Regions from separate parts of the Homo sapiens genome. Here regions 1 and 2 are each linked to region 3. A link is a loop called in an ENCODE intact Hi-C map of the cell type or tissue named here. Cell type or tissue: heart left ventricle. All regions are shown on one strand. Links, peaks and the distances in the headings refer to the core of each region. The heading gives the core; the rest is flanking DNA.

Region 1 (9,037 bases), core at 118-5,117, 120 kb before region 3:
GAGGGTGCATCGGTGCCTGAATGTCTGATTCCGAGGGGTGCATTGAATCCTTTACGCTTGGGACTCTGAGGGAAAAGTCCATTAGGGGTCTCTGGACCGCGACGCATGCCAGGTTCCTTCCGTATCTTCCTCCAGGTCCCCCCTCTATCCTCCACGGCCCCATCCAAGCCAGGGATGAAATTTAACGGCAAGAAGGGCGCAGTTGACGCGGCGTCAATGAACTGAGACTAAGTCAAAAGCCGGGTAAAGCTAGGTCTTCGACGTGAAGCCCCGCCCACTGTGCCCATAGGCCCCTCCCCTGGGACGGTGATGAAAGACCTGCCCACTCCGCTCGAAGGCCCCCGCCCCCTGGGTCTAGTTTCAGAACAAGACTTTTTTTGTACAGCCCCGCCCATTCCAGGACTGCAGGGTCTGGTGGGGAAGGTCCCGCCCACTCTGCGCATAGGCCCCGCCGGCTCCGCGCTTAAGACGGCCGCTGAGTTAGTTGTGGAGACTCCGCCCACTCTGCTGAAAGACTCCAACCCTGGGTTTAGATAGCGAAGGGACTGCCTCTGGCTTGAATTTGCATAGCCCCGCTCACTGTGCTCTTAGGCTCCGCCTCCCCGCTAAGCCTGCCCCCGCCTTAGCATCCCATACTTGCAGACCTTGCTCCTAAACAGTGTGATCCCTCATTTTAGGCCCTCCAACCCTATCCCCATCAGCCTGGTCATCACCGGCGTCACCCCCGCCCCGCGCCCTGCCCCTAGGTTCCTGTGCCAGCAAGATGCTGGAGCGAGGCGCGGAGTCCGCGGCCGGGGCTACCGATCCTAGTCCCACTGGCAAGGAACCAGTGACCAAAGAAGGTGAGAGTGCCCCGCCTGTGAGTAGGGAGCATTCTCCAGGAACGGGGGCCAAAATAATCACATTCTGGGGGAATCTCAGGGTGAAAATTTGAGGGCCCTAGGGTGATGACTATTTGGGATCCCCAAAACTGCCACATTCTGGGAAATCCTCCCATTTGGCTCAGAGAGAGCCTCAGTGACCATTTGCTAAGGCTCAGGAAATGAGCCTTACAGAAGGGACGGGTCAGGGATGACATGCGGGATGTCAGGGTGATCACTGGGAAGATACTAGAAACGGATACCTTGGTAGCTTTGAGGAAGCCTTAGTAGCTTTGGGGATCCAGGAAAGTAACCCTTTGGAGTCCCTCAGAATGACGCCTGGGGGGAGGGGGGAGCAGAAACATGCAATTTGGGGAGTCTCAATGTGATGCTTGAGGTGCCCAGGTACACTTGGAGGAGCCCCACGAATATCAAAGTCGTGGCGGAGCCTGGCCTAGGCCCAGGGCGTTGGCTGCTTCCTGGAGCCCACCAGCCCTCCTGTCCCCCAGCTCCCCACCAGGGCCCACCGCAGAAGCCCAGCCAGTCAGCTCCAGGGCCCACCGCGTCCGCGGGCTCGCCTCCCCGGCCTCGCCGGCGGCCCCCGCCCCAGCGCCCGCACCGCTGCCCCGACTGTGACAAGGCCTTCTCGTACCCGTCCAAGCTGGCCACGCACCGCTTAGCACACGGAGGCGCCCGACCCCACCCATGCCCAGACTGCCCCAAGGCCTTCTCCTACCCCTCCAAGCTGGCAGCCCACCGCCTCACGCACAGCGGCGCCCGCCCGCACCCGTGCCCACACTGCCCGAAGTCCTTTGGCCACCGCTCCAAGCTGGCGGCTCACCTCTGGACCCACGCACCCACCCGCCCCTACCCGTGCCCCGACTGCCCCAAGTCCTTCTGCTACCCTTCCAAGCTGGCGGCCCACCGCCACACGCACCACGCCACCGACGCCCGCCCCTATCCTTGCCCGCATTGCCCCAAGGCTTTCTCATTTCCCTCCAAGCTGGCCGCCCATCGCCTATGTCACGACCCCCCAACCGCGCCCGGCAGCCAGGCGACTGCCTGGCACCGATGCTCCAGCTGCGGCCAGGCCTTTGGCCAGAGACGCTTACTGCTCCTTCATCAACGCAGCCACCACCAGGTGGAGCACAAGGGGGAGAGAGACTGAGCCCTCCCTTGGCTCACTGTCCCCTTCTGCCGCCAGCCCTAGCCAGTAAGAGGTGGGATTTCTAAGACCGACTGTATGAGCTCGCCTCTTCCAGATAGCTGGCAGAGGGCAGGGCAAGGGATTGGCCATTTATACTGGGCTCGAGCTCAGAAGCCCGAGGAACTCTTTGCTCCCCTGCTTTGGGGAGATCTCAAACCATGGACGTGGAGCTGTGGTTTGACAGCGCTGGCTCTGCTTCTCCCCACACACTTACATGGCAAAGGTAAAAAGTCTGCTACTATCGTGGGTTGATGAGGATTGTGGGCAAACAGGCTCTCTTGTTAAAAGTTTAAACTGGTGTCTCCACTTTGGCCATATGACGGTATCTAAGAAATTGAAAATACATACATGCTTGTCTCAACTCTTCCACTTGTAGGAATTTATTCTATAAACTCATGAATGTGAAAAAAAAGCATAGTGTTAAGGGTGTTCACTGCAGTGCGACTGTTGTGGCCAAAGACTGGAAGCAACTCAAGTGCCCAAGAACAGGGGACCGACTATTGAATTACAGCCATGGAATGGAATAGGTAGCCATAGGAAAAAAGGAAGCGCTATATGTACTGATGTGGAAAAATCTCCGATACACTAGGTGATAAGAGCAAGAACAAAGGGTATATACCACTGACCATTTAAAGACATTCAAAAGCCCAAGCTTCAGGCTGGGTGTGGTGGTTCACGCCTATAATGCCAGCACTTTGGTTAGCTTGAGGCCAGTTCAAGAGCAGTCTGGGCAACATAGCGAGACACCATCTCTACCAAAAAAAAAAAAAAAGCTGGCTGTGGTGGCATGTACCTTAGTCCCAGCTACTTGGGAGACTGAGGAAGGTGGATCACTTGAGCTGGCAGGTCAAGGCTGCCATGAGCTGTGATGGTGCCACTGCCTTCCAGTCTGGGTGACAGAGCGAGACCCCATCTCAAAAAGAAAAACAAAAAAAGCCCAAGATTCAGACCCATCCCTGACCCACTTCTTACAAGTTGCCAGGCCTTGGACAAGCTTTGTCACTCCTCTGGATTCAGATGCCTTTGTTGTAAAATGGGTGGGTTATAAGGCATTTGTAAGGGGCAAGCAACACCTCAGGCAAAGTCAGTTCCCCTTATGGAGCCTGTTTCTCTCATTATAAAATAAGGATGAACAAGCTAACATTGGAATGTTCTTCATTCCACAAATACTAAGCACCTCCTGTGTGCTGGTCCCTGCATGGGGTGTTGGGGACACAGCATTGAAGACAGACCTTGTCTAGTGAGGAAAGTGAACACTAATTTTAAAAAGCAGCAGCAGACCAGGCAGAGTGGCTCAGGCCTGTAATCCCAGCACTTTGGGAGGCTGAGGCAGGCGGATAACTTGAGGTCAGGAGTTCAAAACCAGCCTGGTCAGCATGGCGAAACTCCATCTCTACTAAAAATACAAAAACTAGCTGGACATGGTGGCATGCACCTGTAATCCCAGCTACTTGGGAGGCTGAGGTATGAGAATCGCTTGGACGCGGGAGACGAGGTTGCAGTGAGCCAAGGTTGCACCACTGCACTCCAGCCTGGGCGACAGAGAGCCTGCCTCAAAAAAAAAAAAAAAAGCAGCAGCAGCCAAGTCATTCATTCATCCATGTGTGTATGTATGTAGAGACAGGGTCTATGTTGCCCAGGCTAGTCTGAACTTCTGGACTCCCACTTTGGCCTCCCAAAGTGCTAGGATTACAGGCATGAGCCACCATGCCCGGCCCCAAGTCCATTTAGAAGAACAAGTAGGAGAGCCTTGGCTCCCCACCCCCTCAACCCAGATACAAGATTACAAAGCTGTGCAGTAATGAAATTGGTGGTGGTGGCTTGAAAACGGGCCAGTGGAAGACAATTGAGAGCTCAGAAACAGACCTGTGCTTATGCTGACATATGACAAACTGGACCTGTAGACCTGGGAGTGGCAACCTTTTTCTATAAAGGGCCAAAGAGTACAGATGTCCCCTGACTTAACAATGGTTTGATTTCAGGATTCTCCAACTTTATGATGGGTTCATCCGGATGTAGCATCATTGTAAGTCAAAGGGCATTGGGTTTTTTTTGTTTTGTTTTGTTTTGTTTTGTTTTTTAGACAGGGTCTTGCTCTGTTGTCCAGGCTGGAGTGCAGTGGCACAATCGCAGCTCATTGCCCTGAATTCCTGGGCGCAAGCGATCCTCCTACCTCAGCCTCCCAAGTAGCTGGGACTACAGGCAAGCACCACCACACCCGGCTTATTTATTTTTGAGATGGAGTCTTGCTTTGTTGTCCAGGCTGGAATGCAGTGGCATGATCGCCGCTCACTGCAACCTACCTCTGCCTCCTGGGCTCAAGCTTCTCCTACCTCAGCCTCCTGAGTAGCTGGGATTTCAGGTGTGCACCACCATGCCCAGCTAATTTTTGTATTTTTAGTAGAGATGGGGTTTCACCATGTTGACCAGGCTGGTCTAACTCCTGACCTCAAGTGGTCCACCTGCCTTGGCCTCCCAAAGTGCTGGAATTACAGACGTGAGTCACTGCGCCCAGCCCCCAGCTAAATTTTTTTTGTAAATTTTTTTGTAGAGATGGGGTCTCACTATGTTGCCCAGGCTGGTCTCAATCTCCTAGCCTCAAGTGATCTTCCTGTCTTGGCCTCCCAATGTCCTGGGATTCCAGGCGTGGGCCGCCAAGCCCAGCTGCATCTGTTATATGTTTAAGTTTTGCAGGCCATACAGTGTCTTCCACAACTATTCCACTCTGCCACTGTAGCAGGAAAGCAGCCACACACATTACAATACATAAATGAATGAGCATGGCTGTGTTCCAATAAACATTTACCAAAACACTAGGTAGGCTGGATTTTGCCTATGGGCTATAGTTTGTTGAGCCTTGACATGGATGAGTGGAGGATGGACAGACTAATCATAAATAAGGCTAAGAGACATGGGGAAAAATTAAGTTGAATCCCCTGGTATGTAGAAGAATGATCCCCCAAAGATATCCACATTTGAATCCCCAGAACCTGTATGTTAGCTTGCATGTAGCAAAAGGGACATTGCAGATGTGATTGAGATGGGTAAGTTATCCTGATTATTCAGATAGGCCCAATATAATCACAAAGGTCCTTATATGGGAAAGAAGGACGCAGAAGACAGAGAGAGGTGATCATGAAAGCAAACATTCGAGTGATGAAAGGCCCCAAGTCAAGGAATTTTGCCTACAAAGGGCAAGGAAATAAATTCCTCCTTAGAGCCTCCAGAAGGATTGCAGCCCTGCTGACACTTGATTTTAGCCCAATAAGGCTGATTTTGGACTACTGACCTCCAGAACTATAATAAAATTAACTTGTGTAGTTTAAAACCACTAAGCTTATGGCAATTTGTTACAGCAACAATGGGAAACTACTGCAGATCCCTACCTCACACCATATGCAAAAACAAGTTTCTGGGAGTTTAAGATCTAAATCTGAAGAGAAGAACTCAAAAATATTTACATGGAAATAAGAAGAATTATCTTAGTAACTCCAGAAGTAGAGACAGTATCCTTAAGAGACAAAAGAATGTAAATCATAGATGAAAACATGGGTAAATGTGACCATAAATGAATGTAAAGTTATGACTAGGATGGATGAGATATAGTATTTTAAGAGTGTGTACCTGGCATATCCTATTATACAGTGGAGGTTAGGAAAGGCCTTGTTGAGGATGTAATGTCTGAACTGAGATCTGAAAGTTGTGGTGGAAGGAGTGAGAGAGTAGAAAGTGTCCATAGATTGGATAAAGAAAATTTGGTACATATACACCACGGAATACTATGCAGCCATAAAATGGAATGAGATCACATCTTTTGCAGGGACATGGATGGAGCTGGAAGCCATTATCCTCAGCAAACTAACGCAGGAACAGAAAATCAAACACTGCATGTTCTCACTTATAAGTTGGAGCTGAATGATGAGAACACATGGACATGGCCGGGCATGGTGCCTCACGCCTGTAATCCCAGCACTTTGGGAGGTGGAGGCGGGCATATCACCTGAGGTCAGTTCAAAACCAGCCTGGCCAACGTGGCAAAACCCCCCTCTACTAAAAAACAAAAATTAGCTGGGCGTGGTGGCAAACGCCTGTAATCCCAGCTACTCGGGAGGCTGAGGCACAAGAATCCCTTGAACCCAGGAGGCAGAGGTTGCAGTGAGCCAAGATCATGCCACTGCACTCCAGCCTGGGCGACAGAGTGAGACTCTGCCTCAGAAAAAAAAAAAAGAACACATCAGGGGAACAACACACACTGGGGCCTGTCAGGGGGTGGGGGTGGGGGGCTAGGAAGAGCATCAGGAAGTATACCTAATGCACGCTGGGGTTAATACTCAGGTGATGGGATGATCTGTGCAGCAAACCACCATGGCATGTATTTACCTATGAAACAAAACTGCACATCCTGCACATGTACCCCCGAACTTAAAATAAAAGTAGGAGAAAAGAAAGTGTCCAGCCTAAGGGCTAGGACTGAGCAGGCTGCTGAACTGCACTCTACTCAGTAAGGCATTTCGGGGAAGGTTTTGGGAGGGGTAAGGGTTCTACTCTGTCCTCCCAACCCAGCAGTGCTGCTTGTATCCACGTTTATGCAGAGAACTGTCCGGAAGAATTTCTCCAAAGCAACCACACCAGCAGCAAAATTTCAAAGACACATACTCATGTGAGAGGGCGTTGATCTGGTCCAACCTTACTTTTACAGATTGGGGAAATGAGGCCAGGAAAGATGAGATTTATTGGCAACCAAACCACAGGGCAGTACCTGAGTCTAGGTGGATCCTAGGTCTCTTGATAGCCTGACACCCACCCAGCTGTTCCTTGAACACATAATGCTCGCTCCTGCCTCGGGGCCTTTGCACTTGCTTTTCCTCTACCTGGAAGGGCTCTCTCAGATACTCCTTACTTCTCCCAGGTCCCTGCAGAGGGGTAAGTCCTCCAAGAGGCCATCCCCAATCATCCTATCTATAAACTACCAGGACCCTGCCATTGCTCTGTCACTCACAATGCTCTATTTTCCTTGCTCTCACAGCATTTCCCACTGTCCAAGGTTGCATTGCACGTGCACCATCTCTCTCCCCCTGTACAATGTCAGGCCAATGAGATCGGGGACTACTGTTTTTTTCATACTGTCTTCCCAGTGTCCCCCACATGGTGGCTTTGGTAGGCAGAGTAATGGCCTCCCAAAGATGTTCACATCCCAGCTGGGCACAGTGGCTCACGCCTGTAATCCAGCACTTTGAATGGCTGAGGCGAGTGGGTCACCTGAAGTCAGGAGTTCGAGACCTGCCTGGCCAACATGGCGAAACCCCGTCTCTACTAAAAATACAAAAATTAGCTGGGCATGATGGCAGGCGCCTGGAATCCCAGGTACTCGGGTGGCTAAGGCAGAGAATTGCTTGAACCTGGGAGGCAGAGGTTGCAGTGAGCCAAGAACACACCACTGCACTCCAGCCTGCGTGATAGAGCAAGACTCCGTCTCAAAAACAAAAAAACAGGGAGATTATCCCAAATGATCTAGGTAGGCTTAATGTAATCACAAAGATCTCTTGTTGCCCAGGCTGAAGTGCAATGGCATGATCTCAGCTCACTGCAACCTCCGCCGCCCGGGTTCAAGCGATTCTCCTGCCTCAGCCTCCCACGTAGCTGGGATTACAGGCATATGCCACCACATCCGGCTCATTTTGTATTTTTAGTAGAGATGGAGTTTCTCCATGTTGGTCAGGCTGGTCTCAAACTCCCAACCTCAGGTGATCCACCCCCCTCGGCCTCCCAAAGTGCTGGGATTACAGGCGTGAGCCCCTGCGCCTGGCCTACAATAACAAAGATCTTTACATGTGGAAGTATGGAACAGAAGAGTCAAGGTCAGGGTGATGGGATGTGAGAAGGACTCAACAGGCCATTGCAGGCCTGGAATATAGAAGGTGAATGGAATGTGGGTGGCTTCTAGAAGCTGGAAAAGACAAGAAAACAGATTCTCCCCTCAAGCCTCCAGAAGGAACGCAGCCCTGCCTACCTTGATTTTTAGCCCAAGGATACCCATTTTGGACTTCAGACCTCCAAACCTGTAAGATCATAAATTTCTATTATTTTAAGCCACTGAGCTTGTGATAATTTGTTATAGCAGTAGTACAAAACTAACATGGTGAGTTATCGGTGGGAGTGTGAATGAGCAAACGAATGAGTGAACATGAAGTCTAAAGCCACCCTTAGCTGGGCAGTGTGGCTCAACACCTGTAATCCCAGCACTTTAGGAGGCCAAGGCGGGAAGACTGCTTGAGGCCAGAAGTTCGAGGCCAGCCTGGGCAACATAGTGAGAGCCCATCTCTACAAAAAATAGAAAATTTATCAGGTGTGGTGGTACATGCCTATAGTCCCAGCTGCTCAGGAGGCTGAAGCAGGAGGATCGCTTGGGCCCAGGAGTTCGAGGCTGGAGTGAACAATGATTGCACCACTGCACTTCAGCCTGGGCAACAGAGCAAGACCCTGTCTCTAATAATAATAATAATAATAATAATAATAATAATAATAATAAACCACCCTCATCTTAAAGATGCAAAAACAAAGGTCCAGAAAGAGACAGGAGTGAGACTGGTAGCCCTTGGTTGATGAGGCAAAAGTTGGGAAAGGGCTTGGAATGTCCAATAAAAGGTTACCCAAAGGTCAGATCTCAAACCTACCTCTGACCCTGGCCTCTGTCCTGCTCAAACCCCCTCCCAACCTTCCCACCCTCAGATTAAAGTCCAGGCTTCTCAGCCTGGAGTTCGCAGACCTTCAGGCCAGCCCTGTCCAAAAGACCTTTCTAGACTGATGCAAATGTTCTCTGTACTGCCTAATACAATAGCCACTGAGCAATTGAAATGCATGGCCAGTGTGACTATGGAAGTGAAGTTTACATTTCATTTCATTTCATTTTAATTAATTTAAATAGCCACCTGTACCCAGTGGTGATCACACTGGACAGCAGAGCTGCAAG
Region 2 (9,770 bases), core at 1,462-6,461, 90 kb before region 3:
AGTATTTTCAGCCAGGTGCAGTGGCTCAGGTCTGTAATCCCAATACTTTGGGAGGCCAAGGTGGGAGGATCACTTTAAGCTCAGGAGTTCAAGACCAGCCAGGCAATGTAGTGAAACCCCATTTCTACAAAAAATTTTTTAAAAAATTAGCCGGGTATGGCGGCTCACACCTATAGTCCCAGCTACTCAGGAGGCTGAGGCTGGAGAATCCCTTGAGTCTGGGAAGCGGAGGTTGCAGTGAGCCAAGATCATGCCACTGCACTCCAGCCTGGCCAACAGAGTGAGACTCTGTCTTAAAATAAATAAAATAAATAAATAAGCATTGTCAACAAACATATAAAAAAGATACAGAAAAGGGCCGGGTGCGGTGGCTCACACCTGTAATCCCAGCACTTTGGGAGGCTAAGGTGGGCAGATCACAAGGTCAGGAGATCGAGACCATCCTGGCTAACACAGTGAAACCCTGTCTCTACTAAAAATACAAAAAATTAGCCGGGCATGGTGGCACGTGCCTGTAGTCCCAGCTACTCCGGAGGCTGAGGCAGAATGGCGTGAACCCGGGAGGTGGAGCTTGCAGTGAGCCGAGATCGCGCCACTGCACTCCAGCCTGGGCAACAGAGTGAGACTCCATCTCAAAAAAAAAAAAAAAAAAAAAAAAGATACAGAAAAAATAAACCTTATCCCCTGCTTCACACAATACACAAAAATTCACTTGAGATGAAACAGAGATCTAAATGTAAAATCTAAAAATAGAAAGCTTCTAGAAGAAAACATAGGAGACAGGCAGAATAACAGCTCCTCAAAGATGTTTACATCCTAATCCCTGAACCTGGAAATGTGGCAGAAGGCACTTTGCAGATGTGATGAACTTGAAGATGTTGAAATGGGGGAGATGCCCCTGGATTATCCGGGTAGGCCAAGTGTCATCATAAGGGTCTTTATAAGAAAGGAGGGCTGGGTGTGGTGGCTCATGCCTGTAATCCTAGCACTTTGGGAGGCTGGGGTGGGTGGATCACTTGAGCCCAGGAGTTTGAGACCAGCCTGGGCAACACAGTGAAACCCTCTCTCTATAAAAAATAACAAAAGCTAGCCAGGAGTGGTGGTGTGCACCTGTAGCCCTGGCTACTTGGGAGGCTGAGGTGGGAGAATCACTTGAACCTCAGAGGCAGAAGTTGCAGTGAGCTGAGAACACGCCACTGTACTCCAGCCTGGGCAACGGAAATGAAACCCTGTCTCAAAAAAAAATGAACAAAAGAAAAAGAAGGCCAGGCGCAGTGGCTCACGCCTGTAATCCCAGCACTTTGGGAGGCTGAGGCGGGCAGATGACGAGGTCAGGAGTTCGAGACCAGCCTGGCCAATATGGTGAAACCCCGTCTCTACTAAAAATACAAAAAAAAAAAGTTAGCCGGGCGTGGTGGTGGGCACCTGTAGTCCCAGCAACTCGGGAGGCTGAGGCAGAAGAATAGCTTGAACCCGGGAGGCAGAGGTTGCAAGGAGCTGAGATCGCGCCAGTGCACTCACTCCAGCCTGGGCGACAGAGCGAGACTCCGTCTCAAAAAAAAAAAAAGAAAAAGAAAAAAAGAAGGCAAGAGAGTCAGAGTTGGAGAAGTAACAATGGAAGTGGAAGCAGGCGTTAGAGTGACAGGAGTGCTGGCTTTGATGAAGGAAGGGTCACAAGCTGAGGAGGGCAGATGGACTCTAGAAGCTGAAATAGGCAAGGAAATGGATTCTCCCCTAGAGCCTCCAGAAGGAACAGGGCTCTGCCTACACCTAGATTTTAGCCCAGTGAGAGTGATTTCAGACTTCTGACCTCCAGAACAGTCGAATAATACATTTGTGTCATTTTAAGCCATGATCCAAACTTGCTCTCTTCCCTGATGTGCAGTTTACCGCCCTGTGTCTGCCTTCTGTCTCCTCCGTACACTGGGTGATCCTCCAGAGGGCAGCAATCAGGTGTGACTCACATCTGCCCCATGTCTTCCCAGCCCCAGCCCCTGGGGGAGACGGTGATGCGAGCATGAGGGGCAGAGGTCAGTATGGGATCCATCTCATAGCCCTGCTTACCTCATAGTCTTGCTCCCCAGCGCCTCCAGCTGAACTGCCCACCAGCACCTCCACGAAAGCTGAGCCATCATTCCCAATGTCCACACTGTGTATCTGCTCCTCCTTCTCCAACTGTGGGCAGAGAGAGAGGCCACTGTCAGTGCCTGCTCTGCCTCTGGGCTCACTGTGGGACCTCAGGATGAATCTCCTTTGGATCACCATGTCCCTGTAATGTCAATTCTGTGAGGGGGCACACCAGGGTTGAATGGTGCCATGTGTCCCCTCCATGCAGCACAGGGTATGGCATGGAGCAGAAACTCACAAAATAGTCACTGAATGAATGCATACGCGCCCACCTCACACATACCTGCTTCCCTGACCTCTCCAGACTCCACCAGGTCAGCTTATCACACACTGCCATAGAGCTCTCCTTGATAAGCACTTGCCAGAGTTATAACTTTATTCAAATCATCATGCAGACAAACAGCACATGTCACCCCTCACCCACAATCGCAGAGGACTCCAGGAAACCTCCCTGAGGGCAGGGGCTTTGTCCGATCTTGCTCACCGCTGGTTCCTGGGTTTGAATCCCAGCTGTGCTGCACACTAGCTGTATGACCATACCAGTTAACCTTTTGGAGCCTCAGTTTTCTCATCTGTAAAATGGGAATGACCACCATATCTAGGATCATGCACATAAATAATGGCCACAGGGCATGGCGAAGAGTAGGCAATTATCTGCTGTCAGTCAGGAGGTATTATTAGTCAGTGCTAGACAACTATTTGTTGAAAGAAGAAAAGAGCTACCTATAGGAGGGCTCATCTCAAAGGATCTGCCATTCCTGTCTGACAGATGAAGATGCAGAAAGCCGTGCGGGCCATGCGGGCACGGGAGGCAGTTAGGTTGAGGCAAGTGTCCTGCCTTCCAGTTTGGGGCTCTTTTATTAGGATCCTAGAATGACGCATTATTACAACTCTCAAAGGTACCTGGGCCAGGTGCAGTGGCTCAAGCCTGTAAATCCAGCACTCTGCGAGGCCAAGGCAGTGGACCACTTGAGGCCAGCCTGGCCAACATGGCAAAACCCCTTCTCTACTAAAAATATAAAATATAGCCGGGCATGGTGACACATGCCTGTAGTCCCAGCTCTTCAAGAGGCTGAGGCACAAGAATCTCTTGAACCTAGGAGGCAGAGGTTTCAGTAAGCAGAGATCATGCCACTGCACTCCAGCCTGGGTGACAGAGCGAGACTCTGTCACAAAAAAAAAAAAAAAAAAAACCAAGGTACCTAGTCCACCCTACACTGCCCTCTCCCACCCCTGGTGATGACAGATGCTCCAATCTGCTCTGTTGCCTCCCTGTCAGATCATCTAGACATCACCTGCACACTGCTATCAACAGGAACACCACTGTATGGAAGGAGGGAGCCTGGACTTGGGGTGAGGTAGGCCTGGGCTCAAATACAGCAATGCCATTTCCAACCTGCACAACCTTGGGTGACGTATTCAACGTCTCTGTGAGGCAGTTTCCTCACATGCAAAAAGGGAAGATGGTCATTAACAACCCTCCCTCCTTGGCCAGGCGCAGTGGCTCACGTCTCTATAACCAGCACTTTGGGAGGCTGGGGTGGGAGGATCACTTGAGGCTGGGAGTTCAAGACCAGCCTGGGCAACATAGCCAGACCTTGTCTCTACAAAAATTACAAAAATTAGCAAGGCATGGTGGCACATACCTGTGGTCCCAGCTACTCAGGAGGCTGAGGAAGGAGGATCGCGTGAGCCTGGGGAGGTCAAGGCTGCAGTGAGTCATGTTCGCATCACTGTACTCTGGGCGACAGAGTGATGAGACCTTGTCTTCAAAAAAAAACTTACCCTCCCTCTGAAGGAAGTTGAGATGACACAGAATTAACAACTATAACCACAACTGCGGCCAACATCCGAGTGCACTGAGCGCTCCTGGTGTGCCAGACTCCTGCTAATAATACATGTATCTACTCTCCTGCAATGGCTCTGCCAGGCAGTTGCTATAATTATCTCCATCTTACACATGAGCAAACGGAGGCAGGAAGTGGTTATGTAACTTCACAGCTGGTGGGTGGCAAAGCCGGACCGGAACCCAGGCAGGCTGGCAACAGTCCACGCGTGCTCCTCCATCACACCACTGACGTGCTAGAGGAGGAAGATGGTGCTGGAGGAAGGGCCTGCCTAAGGCTGAGGCCGGCAGACCTCCTGCTGACTCCCCTGCCTCCACCGCCATTCCCAGCCCTGGGCCCTGGGCAGTGTACAGTGCTGCCTGGGCTCATGAGATGTCCCAGTCTGGGCCAGGTGTGGTGGCTCACACCCGTAATACCAGCACTTTGGGAGGCTGAGACAGGTGAATCGCTTGAGGTCAGGAGTTTGAGACTAGCCTGGCCAACATGGTGAAACCCTGTCTCTACTAAAAATATGAAAATTAAAATTAGCCGGGCATGGTGGTGAGCGCCTGTAATCCCAGATACTGGGGAGGCTGAGGCAGGAGAATCACTTGAACCCGGGAGGCAGAGGTTGCAGTGAGCCGAGATTGTGCCACTGCACTCCAGCTTGGGCGATGGAGTGAGACTCTGTCTCAAAAACAACAACAACAACAAAAACAACAATAACAAGAAGTCCCAGTCTGACTGCTCCCCAGGCCAGGCTTGGTGACTTTCCACCAGCCACAACGGCCTCCCTTCTGTGCCAAGAACAGTCTGGCTCCTTCCCACCTCAGGGCCTCTGCACCTGCCAATCCCCCTGCCTAGACCACTCTTCCCTCAAACATATCCATAGCTGGGTAAAAGTTTGCCTTCTGTGCTTCAGGTGCCCACTCAGATGTCACTTCAGACCATAAGTAACCTACCTCGCCCCCTACCTGGTGCCACTCTCTATCTCCCTACCCGACTTTACTTTTCTTCATGATTACTGCCTGGTGTTACACAGTTACATCTTTTTTGTTTGTATTTGTCTAGCATCTGTCTCTCCCGCCAGACTTTTAAGCTCCACAAGAGCAAGGACAGTATCGTCTGAGTTGTTCCCTACTGTGTCCCCAAGGCCAAGAACAGTGTCTGGTCCTTCCCAGCTCTGCTGATTTCCTGCTGTGTGATCCTGGAGCAAATGGTTTCATTTCACCCCTTGTGCCTCAGTTTTCGAACCTATGAAATGGGGACAATAACAACGTCTATCTCATAAAGTTGTTGAGAACATTCAAATCCATACCAAGAATGAGAAATAACATACCAAGTGCCTGGAATACTGCCTGGCACCGAGCAAACACTACATAAATGTCAGCTGCGAATATCATTAACACAGCAGGCCTCTACTGCATTCCCAATGGATGTACAGACAGACGCAGAACAGGCGCCCAGCAACCGTTTGCAGAAGTTACTACTCAAGAGTTATTAAGCAGTAACTCTGGCTCTGTCCTCCCTTACCAAGTGGCCCTGTTGAGCCCCTTCTCTGCTGCTTGCCTGGGTGTCCCATCTGTCACAAGAGGATCATCATGGCTAACATTTTCGGATTCTCACCATGTGCCAGGTGCTTGGTGTATGAGTTTCCTGTTACTGTTGTACAAATTAGCACAAACTTTGTGGCTAAAAACACAAATTTGGCCAGGCGCAGTGGCTCACGCCTGTAATCCCAGAACTTTGGGAGACTGAGGCAGGCGGATCACCTGAGGTAGGGAGTTCGAGACCAGCCTGACCAAAATGCAGAAACTCCGTCTCTACTAAAAATACAAAATTAGCCAGGCGTGGTGGCGCATGCCTGTAATCCCAGCTACTCAGGAGGCTGAGGCAGGAGAATTGCTTAAACCGGGGGGGCGGAGGTTGCAGTGAGCCGAGATCACACCACTGCACTCCAGCCTGGGCAAGAAGAGCGAAACTCCGTCTCAAAAAAACAAAAAAAAAACACACAAATTTAATATCTTACAGATCTGGAGGTCAAAAGTCTGAAACTCGGCCTTACAGGGCTAAAATCTAGATGCGGCAGGGCTGCATTCCTTCCTTCCGGGAGCACTAGAGGAGAACGTGTCTCCTTGCATCTTCGGCTTCTCGAGGCCACCTGCCTTCCTTGGCTCACAGTCCCTTCCTCGTCTTCAAAGCTGCTGAAAGCGCTGGCATCACTCCAGGCTCTGCTTGCATCTTCACAGCTCTGGTTCCAGCTCTCTTGCCTCCCTCTTTCCCTTATAAGGCCTCTGGGGGTTACGTGAGGCCCACCAGATAATCCAGGGCACTCTCCCCATCTCAAGATCCTTAATTTAATCAAACCCACAGAGCTCCTTTGGCCATTAAAATATTTCCAGGTTCTGGGGATGAGGACATGAACATCTTTTGAGCACCACTGTTCTGTCCACCACACTTGGCTAAGCATGGGCCGGGCATCACTGAAGCCTCAAAACCACTTTAAATAGAAGGGTCTGTTACGACTCCAGTTTCACAGATGGGGAAACTGAGGCTCAGACAGGTTTAATCAATAGCTTACATGGCACACAAGCTAATAACTAGCAGAGTACTTCGGACGCAACTGCCTGACTGCAAAGCACTGTCCAATACCACCACTGTTCTCAACTCCTTTCTTTCCATCCCTGAGTCAAACTCAACATCTTTACCTCTCCCACAATATTCAGCATAGCTCCTAAATGTGGTAGGATGGAGATGCTTGTATTTTAAATGAACAATTCCTACTGCATATATAACTATTTCTACTTTAAACAGGCACTCCCTGACATTTCTTCTTTGTATATAAAAAAAGTCCTGGCTAGGAGCACTGGCTCACGCCTGTAATCCCAGCACCGTGGGAGGTGGAGGCGGGAGAATCACTTGAGGCCAGGAGTTCGAGACCAGCCTGGCCAACATAGCAAAACCCTGTCTCTACCAAAAATAAAAAAAGTTAGCTGGGTGTGGTGACACGCACCTCAATAATCCCAGCTACTCAGGAGGCTAAGGCACAAGAATTACTTGAACCTGGGAGGTGGAGGTTGCAGTGAGTTGAGACGAGCCACTACACCCCAGCCTGGGTGATAAAGTGAGACTCTGTCTCAAGAGAGAAAACAACAGGCTGGGCACAGTGGCTCACACCTGTAATCTCAGCACTTTGGGAGGCCAAGGCAGGCAGATCACTTGAGGCCAGGAGTTCAAGACCAGCATGACCAATATGGTGAAACCCTGTCTCTACTAAAAATATAAAAATTAGCCAGACTTGGTGGCGTGCACCTGTAATCCCAGCTACACAGGAGGCTGAGGCCAGAGAATCACTTGAACCTGGGAGGCAGAAGTTGCAGCGAACCGAAATCATGCCACTGCACTCCAGCCTGGGTGACAGAGTGAGACTCCATCTAAAAAAAAAAAAAAGTGGCCAGGCACGGTGGCTCAGGCCTGTAATCCTAGCACTTCGGGAGGCAGAGGTTGGCAGATCACAAGGTCAGGAGAGTTCAAGACCAGGCTGGCCAAGAGGGTGAAACCCCGTCTCTAGTAAAAATACAAAAATTAACCAGGCATGGTGGCAGGCGCCTGTAATCCCAGCTACTCGGGAGGCTGAGGCAGAGAATTGCTTGAACCCAGGAGGCGGAGGTTGCAGTGAGCCAAGATCATGCCACTGCATTCCAGCCTGGGTGGCAGAGCAAGACTCTGTCTCAAAAAAAAAAAAAAAAAAAGTAAATAAATACTTTTTAAGAATCTGATAAAAATGTTTATACATGGAGGCTGGGGTGGTGGCTCACGCCTGTAATCCCAACACTTTGGGAGGCCAAGGCAGGTGGATTTCTTGAGCCCAGGAGTTCAAGACCAACCTGGGCAACACGGCGAAACCCCGTCTCTACTAAAAACAGAAAAATTAGTTGGGCATGGTGGCATGCGCCTGTAGTCCCAGCTACTCAGGAGACTGAGGCACGAGAATCACTTGAACCTGGGAAGCAGAGGTTGCAGTGAGCCGAGATTGCACCACTGCATTCCAGCCTGGGCAACAGAGCAAGACTCAATCTCAAAAAAAAAAAAAAAAAAAGGTTTATATATACATGGTAACAACCCAATAAATGTCCATCAGTTGATGAATAGATAAACATTGTACAGTATATTTATGGAATATCATCCAGTTATTTAAAAAACTGAAGTTGTGATATATGCTACAACATGGATGAACCTCAGAAACATTATGCAAAGTGTAACAAGGTTAAGTGTAAAAGACCACGTATACATTTATAAGTCCAGAATACGCAAATCCAGAGAAGCAGAAAGTAGATCAGTGGTTGCCAAGGGCAACATTGGGGAGAGAATAAGAAGTGACTGTTTAATGGTTATGTGGTTTCTTTTTGGAGTGATGAAAATATTCTGAATTAGAGAATGGAGATGGTTGAAGAACATTGTCAATATGCTAAAAAAAAAAAAAAAACCCTGAAATGTGCACTTTATTTATTTATTTATTTATGTTTTTTGTTGAGACGGAGTCTCACTCTGTTGCCCAGGCTGGAGTGCAGTGGTGCAATCTCAGCTCACTGCAAACTCTGCCTTCCAGTTCAAGTGATTCTCTTGCCTCAGCCTCCCGAATAGCTGGGACTACAGGCACGCACCACCACCCCCGGCTAATTTTTGTATTTTCAGTAGAGATGGGGTTTCACCATGTTGGCCAGCCTAGTCTCGAATCCCTGACCTCAAGCAATCCACCCGCCTTGGCCTCCCAAAGTGCTGGGATTACAGGTGTGAGCTACCGCATCTGGCTGAAATGTGCACTTTAAATGGTTAAAACAGTAAATTTTATGTGAATTTTTCTCAAAATAAGAGATGAGTGCTCAGTATGTATCAGCTGTGAGGATAAGAGCACAAGATGACTATCACCGATGGCCTGGGTTCGTGTGCATGCAGCTTTCTCAGGGAGACACAGTTCTGATATGAACTGTTCCTGAAACAAACATGGCACAGGAAGGCAAAGTTCCTGAGATATATTGCTAAAAAACTGTTTCACATCCATGAAATGCAATCTTTTCTTTTTTTTTTTTTTTTGAGACAGAGTCTTGCTCTGTCACCCAGGCTAGAGTACAGTGGCACGATCTCGGCTCTCTGCAACCTCCGCCTCCCGGGTTCAAACAATTCTCCTGCCTCAGCCTCCCAGGTAGCTGGGATTACAGGTGCCCACCACTGCACCTGGCTAATTTTTATATTTTTAGTAGAGACAGGGTTCCACCATCTTGGCCAGGCTGGTCTTGAACACCTGACCTCGTGATCCACCTGCCTCAGCCTCCCAAAGTGCTGGGATTACAGGCGTGAGCCACCGCGCCCGGCCATGAAATGCAATTGTATGCATCATTTAAAAGAATAAGGTAGGCTGCGCACGGCGTGGCTGACGCCTGTAATCCCAACACTTTGGGAGGCCAAGGCAGGAGGATCACTTGAGGTCAGGAATTCAAGACCAGCCTGGCTAACATGGGGAAACCCCATCTCTACCAAAAATACAAAAATTAGCCAAGCCTGGTGGCATGTGCCCGTAATCCCAGCTACTAGGGAGATTGAGGCAGGAGAATCACTTGAAGCTGGGAGGGGGAGGTTGCAGTGAGCCACGATCGCACTACTACACTCCAGCCTGAGTGACAGAGCGAGATTCTGTCTCAAAGTAAGTAAGTAAGTAAGTAAGTAAATAAATAAATAAATAAATAAGGTAGAACTTCATGCAGTGTGCATCTCCAAAATACACTGTTACTTGAAAAAAAACACACAAGGGAACAGTGT
Region 3 (9,770 bases), core at 3,083-8,082:
GGTCTCAAACTCCTGCCTCAAGTGATCTGCCCACCTCGGCCTCCCAAAGTGCTGGGATTACAGGCGTGAACCACCACAGCCAGCCGAAGATATCTTATTTTTTCTTCATTAGCCACAAGATTTGATGGGGAATGTAATTTTTGTCTCCATGGGTTGCCTTAGCAAATGATGAGAAGAACATGAATTTTTCAATATTGTGCTCCTAGAGTGCCATTGAAATGGTAGTTCTGTCTCTTTTTCTGACAGTCCTGAGGCATCCCGGGAAATAGAGCCCAGCCTTTATCCCCGGTCCCCAGCACATCAGGGGAAGTGCACTCCTGTCCTTATTCCTCACTGCAGTGCATGCAGGGAGTTCTGGCCATCAGGTTATCTTCTATCCGTCTCCTTTCCCAAAGCATGCTGGGAAATGTGGGGATGTCTCCTTAGAACAACAAAATAGTTGCAACCTTTGAAGTTTAGGAGAAGACTAGAAGGTTAGTGTTCAGTGTGTGATCTGGAAGCTTGCATTTGTAAGAATTAAAGAAAGAGGAGGCCAGGCACGGTGGCTCATGCCTGTAATCCTAGCACTTTGGGAGGCCAAGGTGGGCAGATCACCTGAGGTTGGGAGTTTGAGACCAGCCTGAACAACATGGAGAAACCCTGTCTCTACTAAAAATACAAAATTAGCCGGGTGTGGTGGTGCATGCCTGTAATCCCAGCTACTTGGGAGGCTGAGGCAGGAGAATCCCTTGAACTAGGAGGTGGAGGTTGTGGTGAGCTGAGATTGTGTCATTGCACTCCAGCCTGGGCAACAAGAGTGAAACTCCATCTCAAAAAAAGAAAAGAAAAGAAAAGAAAAAGGAAAAGGAAAGAAACATGAAATGTGGCTTGACGGTGAAGGACAGGTTTATTTTAGAGAAAACCAACCTGAGGGGGGCTTTTGGCTGAGTTAGGTTAGAGAGCCCTTTTTTTTTTTTTTTTTTACAGACTAAGGATATTTAAGAGTTTTGGAAGGGGGTGCTTATCTAGGTTCGGAATGTTTTCATGTGAGGAAAAGTTTATTGTGGGGTTGGAAAGTCTCTGGTCGGAAGGGAGGCTATCTGGGGGTTGGCATGTTTCTGGTCAGAGAGGGGTTTATCTTAGGGTTGGAATGTTTCTGGTTATGCTGATGGTAGCCATTAGGCTGATGTTTTGGGGCTGGATTTAGCTGATTTTTTTTTGAGACAGAGTCTTGCTCTGTCACCCAGGCTGGAGTGCAGTGGTGCAATCTCGGCTCACTGCAAGCTCCACCTCCCGGATTGACGCCATTCTCCTGCCTCAGCCTCCCGAATAGCTGGGACTACAGGCACCCGCCACCACGTCCGGATTTAGCCGATTTTTAATCAAGAGGAACTAAGAATGGTGGTGTTTGTTCAAGATGGCAGTGCTCCTGCTCTGTCAGCATTTGGAGTCCAGAAATAGATGTGGAGGCAGCCCCCAGGAGGACTTCCAACCTAGGCAGGGGCCTCAAACATGACCCCTGATTCCAGGAGCCTGTGAAAAGGTGTCCCCCACCATTTATCCTCCCAAAGATAGACACTACAAAGAAGGGCATACCTGGCCTTGTCCACTGGTACAAAATCTTTATGTAAGTATAAAATAAATAATATGAATATTAATTAATAACAACAACACAACAGCGGCAACAATATTAATAATAACAAGAGCTCTCCCATTGGCCCACGGCCTTCCTCCAGCTTTTCTCTTCTGCTTCACACAACTTTGTGAGATAGCTGTTTTCATAGCTGGGAAAACTGAGGCCCAGAGAGGTCGGCACACTGGCCTGAGGTCACACAGCAAGTCTGTAGGGCTGGGAGCCGAGGGAAGGGCAAAGGGGTCCCCCGGATCCAGCCAGGGCAGAGAGGGGGATTTCAGGTTTAGGTCCAGAGGAGAGTGCCTCCCCACAGTCTGGCAGTCATTAGCAGGGTGATGGTGAGGCTGAGATGGGCAGGGCCAGGCTGAGGAGCAGCCCCACTGCGGTACTGGACATCCAGGTCTGGGTGGTTACAGCCACTTTTAGTACAGCAGGAGACATCAATGTGGTTCATGCTGAAGGCGTCACCCAGGTGGGCATGTTGGCACATTGAGGCGGTTGCACAGCCTCTTACCATATAGCTTTGGTTTTTCGGTTCTGAGGAAAGAGAAGACGGAGTGAGACTTCCAGCTCCTGGGCCCAGGACTGGAATTCTCCAGTAGGTGACCTGCCACCTTGCAGTGGGTGCCACCTTCACTACCACCTAGAGAAAGCAGCAGTTCTCAGGGCCAGGTGTGGTGGCTCATGCCTGTAATCTCAACACCTTGGGAAGCCAAGGAGAGAGGATAGCTTGAGCCCAGGAGTTCCAGACCAGCCTGGACAACATAGCAAAACTCTGTTTCTACAAACATAAAAAAGAAAAAAACAGCTGTAGTCCCAGCTACTTGGGAGGCTGAGATGAGAGGATCACTTGAGCTCAGGAGATGGAGGCTGTGGTGAGTTATGATCACGCCACTGCACTCCAGCCTGGGTAACAGAGTGAGACCCTGTTTCAAAAAACAAATAAAAAGAAAGAAAGGAAGGAAGGGAGGGAGGGAGGGAGGGAAGAAGGAAGGGAGGAAGGGAAGAAGGGAAAGAAAAGAAAGAAAGAGAGAGAGAGGGAGGAAGGAAGGAAGGAGAAGGGAAAGAAGGAAGGAAGGGAGGAAGGAAGGAAGAAAGAAAGAAAGAAAGGGAAAGAGAGACAGAGAAAGAAAAGGAAAGAAAAAAAAAGAAAGAAAGGAAGCGAGCAGCGGTTCTTAAAGTGTGGCTCAGGGACCCCAGAGACCCTTTCAGGAGATCTGTGATTTCACATGGCTTTTTCACTCTCATAAGTGTACAATGGGCTTTTCCAAAAACTCCAGGACATGTGATATTGCAAGAGACTGAAAGCAGAAGCTTCCATGAGGACCCAGCTGTCTTCTATTAAGCTGGACATTAAAGAGATGTGCAACACAGCAAAATAATGCCAGTTTTCTCATTACGCTTTTTTTTTGTTTTTTTTTTTGAGATGGAGTCTCACTCTGTCACCCAGGCTGGAGTGCAGTGGCACGATCTCGGCTCACTGCAACCTCTGCCTCCCGGGTTCAAGCAATTCTTCTGCCTCAGCCTCCCAAGTAGCTGGGACTACAGGCGCGACCACCATGCCCAGCTAATTTTTGTATTTCTAGTAGAGACGGGGTTTCACCATATTGGCCAGGCTGGTCTCGAACTCCTGACCTTGTGATCTGCCCGCCTTGGCCTCCCAAAGTGCTGGTATTACAGGCGTGAGCCACCGCGCCTGGCTGGTTTTTTTTTTGTTGTTTCTTTGTTTGTTTTTTTAAGACAGGGTCTCGCTCTGTTGCCCAGGCCGCAGTGCAGTGGTGCAATCTCCGTTCACTGCAACCTCCACCTCCCAGGCTCAAGTGACCCTCCCACCTCAGCCTCCCAAGCAGCTGGGACTACAGGCATGCACCACCATGCCCAGCTAACTTTTGTATTTTCTGTAGAGACAGGATCTTGCTATGTTGCCCAGGCTGGTCTCAAATCCCTAGGCTTAAGTGACCCGCCCACCTTGGCCTCCCAAAGTATTGGGATTATAGGCATGAGCCACCATGCCTGGCTATCATTACATTTTTTCTTTGGAAACTATACTTATTTTTCATTAAAATGTTATTTATCTTAATGTGTAATGAGTTTTTATTGTTATAAGATGAATTCATAAATAAATCTTTAAAGATTTCTCAGTTTTGGCTGGGCACGGTGGCTCACATCTGTAATCCCAGCACTTTGGGAGGCCGAGGCAGGCAGATCATGAGGTCAGGAGATCGAGACCATCCTGGCCAACATGGTGAAACCCCGTCTCTACTAAAATTACAAAAATAAGCTGGGCATGGTGGCTCATGCCTGTAATCCCAGCTATGCAGGAAGCTGAGGCAGGAGGATTGCTTGAACCCAGGAGGGGGAGGTTGCAGTGAGCTGAGACCATGCCACTGCACTCTAGCCTGGCGACAGAGCAAGACTCCATTTCAAAAAAAAAAAAAAAAGATTTCTCAGTTTTAATTTTAATTTAATTTTATTTTATTTTATTTTTTGGGACGGAGTTTCACTCTTGTTGCCCAGGCTGGAGTGCAATGGCACAATCTTGGCTCACCGCAACCTCTGCCTCCCAGGTTCAAGTGATTCTCCTGCCTCAGCCTCCCGAGTAGCTGGGATTATAGGCATGTGCCACCATGCCCGACTAATTTGTATTTTTAGTAGAGATGGGGTTTCACCATGTTGGTCAGGCTGGTCTTGAACTCCCGACCTCAGGTGATCTACCCACCTCGGCCTCCCAAAGTGCTAGGATTACAGGCGTGAGCCACCACTCCTGGTTCTCAGTTTTAATTTTAATGTGGCATTTATCTATAGAAATCACTGATATAAACAATAAAGAGTTTTTTTTTTTTTTTGAGACAAAGTCTCCCTCTGTCATCCAGGCTGGAGTGCAGTGGGGTGATCCCCACTCACTGCAACCTCCTCCTCCTGGGTTCAAGTGATTCTCGTGCCTCAGCCCCCTGAGTAGCTGGGGTTATAGGTGCACGCCACCACACCCAGCTAATTTTTGTAATTTTTTGTAGAGACAGGGTTTCACCATGGTGGCCAGGCTTGCTCTCATACTCCTGACCTCAAGTGGTTCTCCTCCTCACCCTCCCAAGGTGTTGCAATTACAGGCGTGAGCCACCACACCTGGCCAAAAATAATTTTTAAAAGCATGAAGAAGTTGAGACCAAAAAGTTTGAGAACCACTGGAATACAGAGACCTTTCCAGGACACCACAGGATGAAAGCCCAAGATGTCTTCAGCAAATCCCCACAACCCACGAGAAATCCACCAAAGAATTCCATTTTTCTTTTTGTAGAGATGGGGGTCTTGCTATGTTGCCCAGGCTGGTCTCAAACTCCTGGCCTCAAGAGATCCTCCGGCCTCAGCCTCCCAAAGTGCTGAGAGTACAAGCTTCAGCCACCGCACCCAGCCGGAATTCCACTTTTCCATGGCAAAAATGTCCACATCCTGATGGACAAGTCCTAATTCCTTACAATAATATTCACCCACCTGAAGGAAATCCCACCTTTTCCACAGGGAGACCCACCACAGTTAACTCCAGCTTAACTGGAAGTCAATCTCTTGCGGAACTCTCCACCCCCAATAAGTGTTCCCTCCCAGCCTCGGAGAGGGCCTCACCGTGAGTGCCGGTGGCTACCAGACATTGATTCATGGGGCCTCGGCAGTCAATGAGGAAAGTCTCTTCAGAGGAGCATCCATGGGTGCTGTTCCCCTTGCAGCTGTAACACTGGCGGCCATTCTGCGGCAGATTTTCAAGCTCCAGGACTTAGGAGAAGACCAGAGACACAGAGACCAAGAAAATTAGTGCTTGGATCTCCACTTCCTTGAATGACCTCCCCAGGACTTCCACTCCGAGCCAGAGATGTCATGGAGCCACCTTGTGGTCAGGCGTCTGAATGGCATTTGGAGGGGGATGGTTTTCGAGGGCTTGAGAGAAACCCCAACTTTCAACTCCCCATGAGTCCCATTTCTGGCCAGGCACCGTGCTGGGTGCTGGGTAAAACTATGTAAGATGAAACTGTCCTTGCTCTCACAAAAGTTACAACTTATTTATTTATTTTTGATACAGGGTCTCAGTTTGTTGCCCAGGCTGGAGTGCAGTGGCGCAATTGTAGCTCACTGCAGCCTCGACCACCCCGGCTCAAGAGATTCTTCCACATCAGCCTCCTGAGTAGCTGGGACTACAGGCGTGCACCACCATGCCTAGCCAATTTTTCTGTTTTTTGTAGAGATGGGGTTTTGACACATTACTCAGGCTGGTCTCAAACTCCTGGGATCAAGCAATCTGCCTGCCTCAGCCTCCCAATGTTCTCGGAGTACAGGTGTGAGCCACTGTACCTGGCCAGAACTTACAAGTTATTACTATTATTATTACTAAAAAATTTTTTTTGAGACGGAGTCTTGCTATGTTGCCTAGGCTTGTCTCAAACTCCTGGCCTCAGGCGACCCTCCCGCCTCCGCCTCCAAAAGTGCTGGGATTACAGGTGTGAGCCACTGTGCCCAGCCAGAATTTACAATTTAGAGCTACACTACCCAATCTGGTAGCCACTGGCCACATGTGGTTGTTTACATTTAAATAAATTAATATTAAATCGAATCTTAAAATTCAGTTCACATTTCAAGTGCTCACTGACCACATACAGTGGTGGCTGTAATATTGGACAGGACAGATAGGGAACATTTCTATCTGTTGACAGTGCTGGGTAATAGAGACAGGGATCTAGATTACACTGGAGGGGAGGGACAGTGAAAGCATCCCTGAAGATGATACATTAAAGCTGAGGCCTAATGGATGAGAAGTTGCCAGCAGGGTGAACTCTTGGGGAAGATGTGTTCTAAGGGAGGATATTCATCTGCAAGGGCCATGAGACCAGATGGGCTTTGGTGATTATAGAAACCAAATGAACGTCAGCACAGCGGCTCATGCCTGTAATCCCAGCACTTTGGGAGGCCGAGGCAGGAGAATCGCTTGAACCTGGGAGGCGGAGGTTGCAGTGAGCCAAGATCACGCCACTGCCCTCCAGCCTGGCTGACAGAGCGAGACTCCATCTAAAAAAAGAAAGAAAGGAAGAAAGAAAGAAACTAAATGAAGGCCAGGTGCAGCGGCTCATGCCTGTAATCCCAGCACTTTGGGAGGTCAAGGCAGAAGGATTGCTTGAGCCTGGGAGTTTGATACCAGCCCCGGCAACATAGTGAGACCCCATCTCTACAAAAGTTTTAAAAATTTAGCTGGGTGCGGCCGGGCGTGGTGGCTCACGCCTGTAATCCCAGCACTTTGGGAGGCTGAGTCAGGCGGATCATGAGGTCAGGAGATCGAGATCATCCTGGCTAACACAGTGAAACCCTGTCTCTACTAAAAATACAAAAATTAGCCAGGCATGGTGGTGGGTGCCTGTAGTCCCAGCCACTCGGGAGGCTGAGGCAGGGGAATGGCGTGAACCCGGGAGGCGGAGCTTGCAGTGAGCCAAGATCGCGCCACTGCACTCCAGCCTGGGCAACAGCGCAAGACTCCATCTCAGAAAAAAAAAAAAAATGTAGCTGGGTGCAATGATGCGCATCTGTAGTCCCAGCTACTTGGGAAGCTGAGGTGGGAGGATCACTGGAGCCCAGGAGTTTGAGGTGGCAGTGAGCCGTGATTGTGCCACTGCACCCCAGCCTGGGTGGCAGAGCAAGACCCTATGTCTAAAGAAAACACAAAACCCCAAAAACGAATCTAAACAAAGACTGTGAGGCAGACAGGTGCCAGATTACATAGGCCAACAGAATAAGGTCTTTGGATCTTATTCTAAGAGGAAGGGGAAGTCATTGAAGTGCCTGAGAAAGGAGGGTGACATGATCTGATTTACATTAAAAAATAAAAAATTGGTGGTGCATGGTGGCTCATGCCTGTAATCCTAACACTTTGGGAGGCCAAGCCCAGGAGTTCAAGACCAGCCTGGGCAACAAAGCAAGACCCCATCTCTACCAAAAATACAAAATTAGCTGGGTACGGTGGCATGCACCTGTAGTCGCAGCTACTCCAGTAGCTTAGGTGGGAAGAATTCCTGAGCCCAGGAGTTTGAGGCTGCAGTGAGCCATGATCATGCCAGTGCACTCCAGCCTGGGTGACAGAGCGAGACCCTGTCCCCCCCATACCCCCCAAAAAATCACTCGCTGCTGGGTTGAGCCTTGGCTGTAGGGTGGCAGGAGTGGAAGCAGGGAGACCAGAGAGGAGGTCATTGCAACAACCTGGGCAAGAAGTCAGCGTGGCTCAGCCCAGGTGGTGGCAGTGGAGCAGGGGAGGAGTGGGAAAATTTGAGAGAGACAAAAGAGACAGGAAGCACAGGTCTTGGCGAGGGCTGATAGTATCATTGAATCCTTACGAAGTTCTTCTTTGAAGAAAGGCCTGGCTGGGTGCAGTGGCTCATGCCTGTTACCCCAGCACTTTGTGAGGCTGAGGCAGACAGATCACTTGAGGTCAGGAGTTCGAGACCAGCCTGGCCAACATGGTGAAACCCCCATCTCTACTAAAAATAGAAAAATTAGCCAGGGGTGATGGTGGGCACCTGTAATCCCAGCTACTCAGGAGGCTGAAGCAGGAGAATCGCTTGAACTCGTGAGGCGAAGTTTACAGTGAGCGGAGATCACGCCATTGCACTCCAGCCTGGGCAACAGAGTGAGACTCCGTCTCAAAAAAAAAAAAAAAAAAAAAAAGGCCTGATACTCCCATTTTTCAGAAAAGCAAACAGAGGCCCAGAGAGGACTTGATTGCCAGAGAGTGACTGCGCAGCTGTCTGCCTGAGTGCATGCCCCTGCCCGACCCCAGGCCTTGCCTGTGTCTCCCGTTCCTTACTTGGGCCCTCGTTGCATTTGGTGGTGTTGCAGCATTTCAGGAAGTGGAAGGTGTCGTTGTTGTGGAAACCATTGGAGCCCGGGCAGCCGGGAAGGTAGCCACAGCCACGGAGGTGGCGGTCATCCTTTGGACGCCCTATGGGGGCCAGGGGACAGAGGTCAGATGTCAGATTGTGAATGAGGGACTAAGATGGGATTTGCCCGAAATAGCAGGCATTCAACCATTCTCTACTTCACCCTTCATCATAAGACCCTCATTTTATCTAGAACAGTCATAGATCTTGTCGAAAACTACATATTCCAGCCTCTCCAGGTAGTCATGTGATGAAGTTCGGACTAATGTGATATAAATAGAAGTGCTTTATGGGACTTCCAGAAAGGAGAACCCTTACAAAAGGAGGAGTGCCCCCTTTTTTGTCCCTTCTTTCCTTCTTCCTCCTTCCTGGAACTTAGATGTGAGACCCGGAGCTCTGGCAGCCATTTTAGACTATGAGGCATTTTGAGAATGGAAGTAATGTGTAAGAAACAAGAGGGTGGCCGGGCGTGGTGGCTCACGCTTGTAATCCCAGCACTTTGGGAGGTTGAGGCGGGTGGATCACAAGGTCAGGAGTTTGAGACCAGCCTGACCAACATGGTGAAACCCCATCTCTACTAAAAATACAAAAATTAGCAAGGCGTGGTGATGCACACCTGTAATCCCAGCTATTCAGGAGGCTGAGGCAGGAGAATCACTTGAACCTGGGAGGCGGAGGTTGCAGCCAGCCAAGATCATGCCATTGCACTCCAGCCTGGGTGACAGAGAGCAAGACTCTGTCTCAAAAAATAAATAAATAAATAAATAAAAAGAAATGAGAAGGCATCTGGGTTCCTGGTGACTCTGGACCTGTCCTTGTGGCCCTGGACTTCCTATCACTGGACCTCTTGTGTATGAGAGAACTTAGTCCCTTGCTGACATCCCTGTTACTTTGGGGTTGTTTGTTAAGTGCAGTCTTAGGGAGGAGCAGAGCAGGGAGGAGGAGTTGCCAGCAGGTTGGGGCTCACCTTCTTCACCTTCCTGGATCCAGTGGGTCACCACATCCAGGCACTGTTCTTCAGGGCTGCGGCACTGCAGGCTCTGGTGCCGGCCCCTCTCACAGCTCATGTCTGATGAGCCACAGGAAATGCATTCGAGGTAACGGCTTCGGGAATAGGTGACAGCCCGGCCTGTTTGGAAGAGGGGGAGGGGAGTGAGACTCCATGGGGACAGTCCTGGAGCCCCAGCTCTGCAAGGACTCACTCAAAATCAATTCCTCCTTATCCCACCCTGCAGCCAGTCATTGAGCCCTGC

The links. A loop is a pair of places that touch in the nucleus more often than their neighbours do. Peaks named below come from ENCODE experiments on the same cell type or tissue, not always from the same donor. Only the 100,000 strongest peaks of a DNase experiment are listed, where the experiment ranks them.
Region 1: it touches region 3 in a loop (9-fold over the local background); 45 of 110 quality-filtered maps call a loop at or near these places.
Region 2: it touches region 3 in a loop (2.9-fold over the local background); 40 of 110 quality-filtered maps call a loop at or near these places.

What each region holds. Positions count from the first base shown.
Region 1 is chr19:43,533,660-43,542,696 of GRCh38, forward strand. It overlaps ZNF575 (zinc finger protein 575), which reads left to right. Exons shown (of 4, transcript NM_174945.3): 2 at 136-243; 3 at 678-842; 4 at 1,370-2,428. The coding sequence starts at 764. The coding sequence ends at 2,028. Among named protein-coding and RNA genes, the nearest start is that of ZNF575, 5.0 kb to the left of the region's middle. In heart left ventricle, for the core only: a CTCF peak has its summit at 2,007 (motif pointing right); DNase peaks (open chromatin) are centred at 432, 1,542 and 2,002; H3K4me3 peaks cover 899 bases; H3K27ac peaks cover 543 bases.
Region 2 is chr19:43,558,846-43,568,615 of GRCh38, forward strand. It overlaps XRCC1 (X-ray repair cross complementing 1), which reads right to left. Exons shown (of 17, transcript NM_006297.3): 3 at 2,065-2,175. Among named protein-coding and RNA genes, the nearest start is that of XRCC1, 12 kb to the right of the region's middle. RefSeq lists an enhancer at 4,240-4,740. In heart left ventricle, for the core only: no CTCF peak of the experiment used is centred there; a DNase peak (open chromatin) is centred at 4,166; H3K27ac peaks cover 932 bases.
Region 3 is chr19:43,646,995-43,656,764 of GRCh38, forward strand. It overlaps PLAUR (plasminogen activator, urokinase receptor), which reads right to left. Exons shown (of 7, transcript NM_002659.4): 4 at 9,485-9,646; 5 at 8,445-8,579; 6 at 5,231-5,377; 7 at 1,585-2,149. The coding sequence ends at 1,896. Among named protein-coding and RNA genes, the nearest start is that of CADM4, 12 kb to the left of the region's middle. In heart left ventricle, for the core only: CTCF peaks have their summits at 5,495 (motif pointing left) and 5,698; a DNase peak (open chromatin) is centred at 5,481; H3K4me3 peaks cover 404 bases.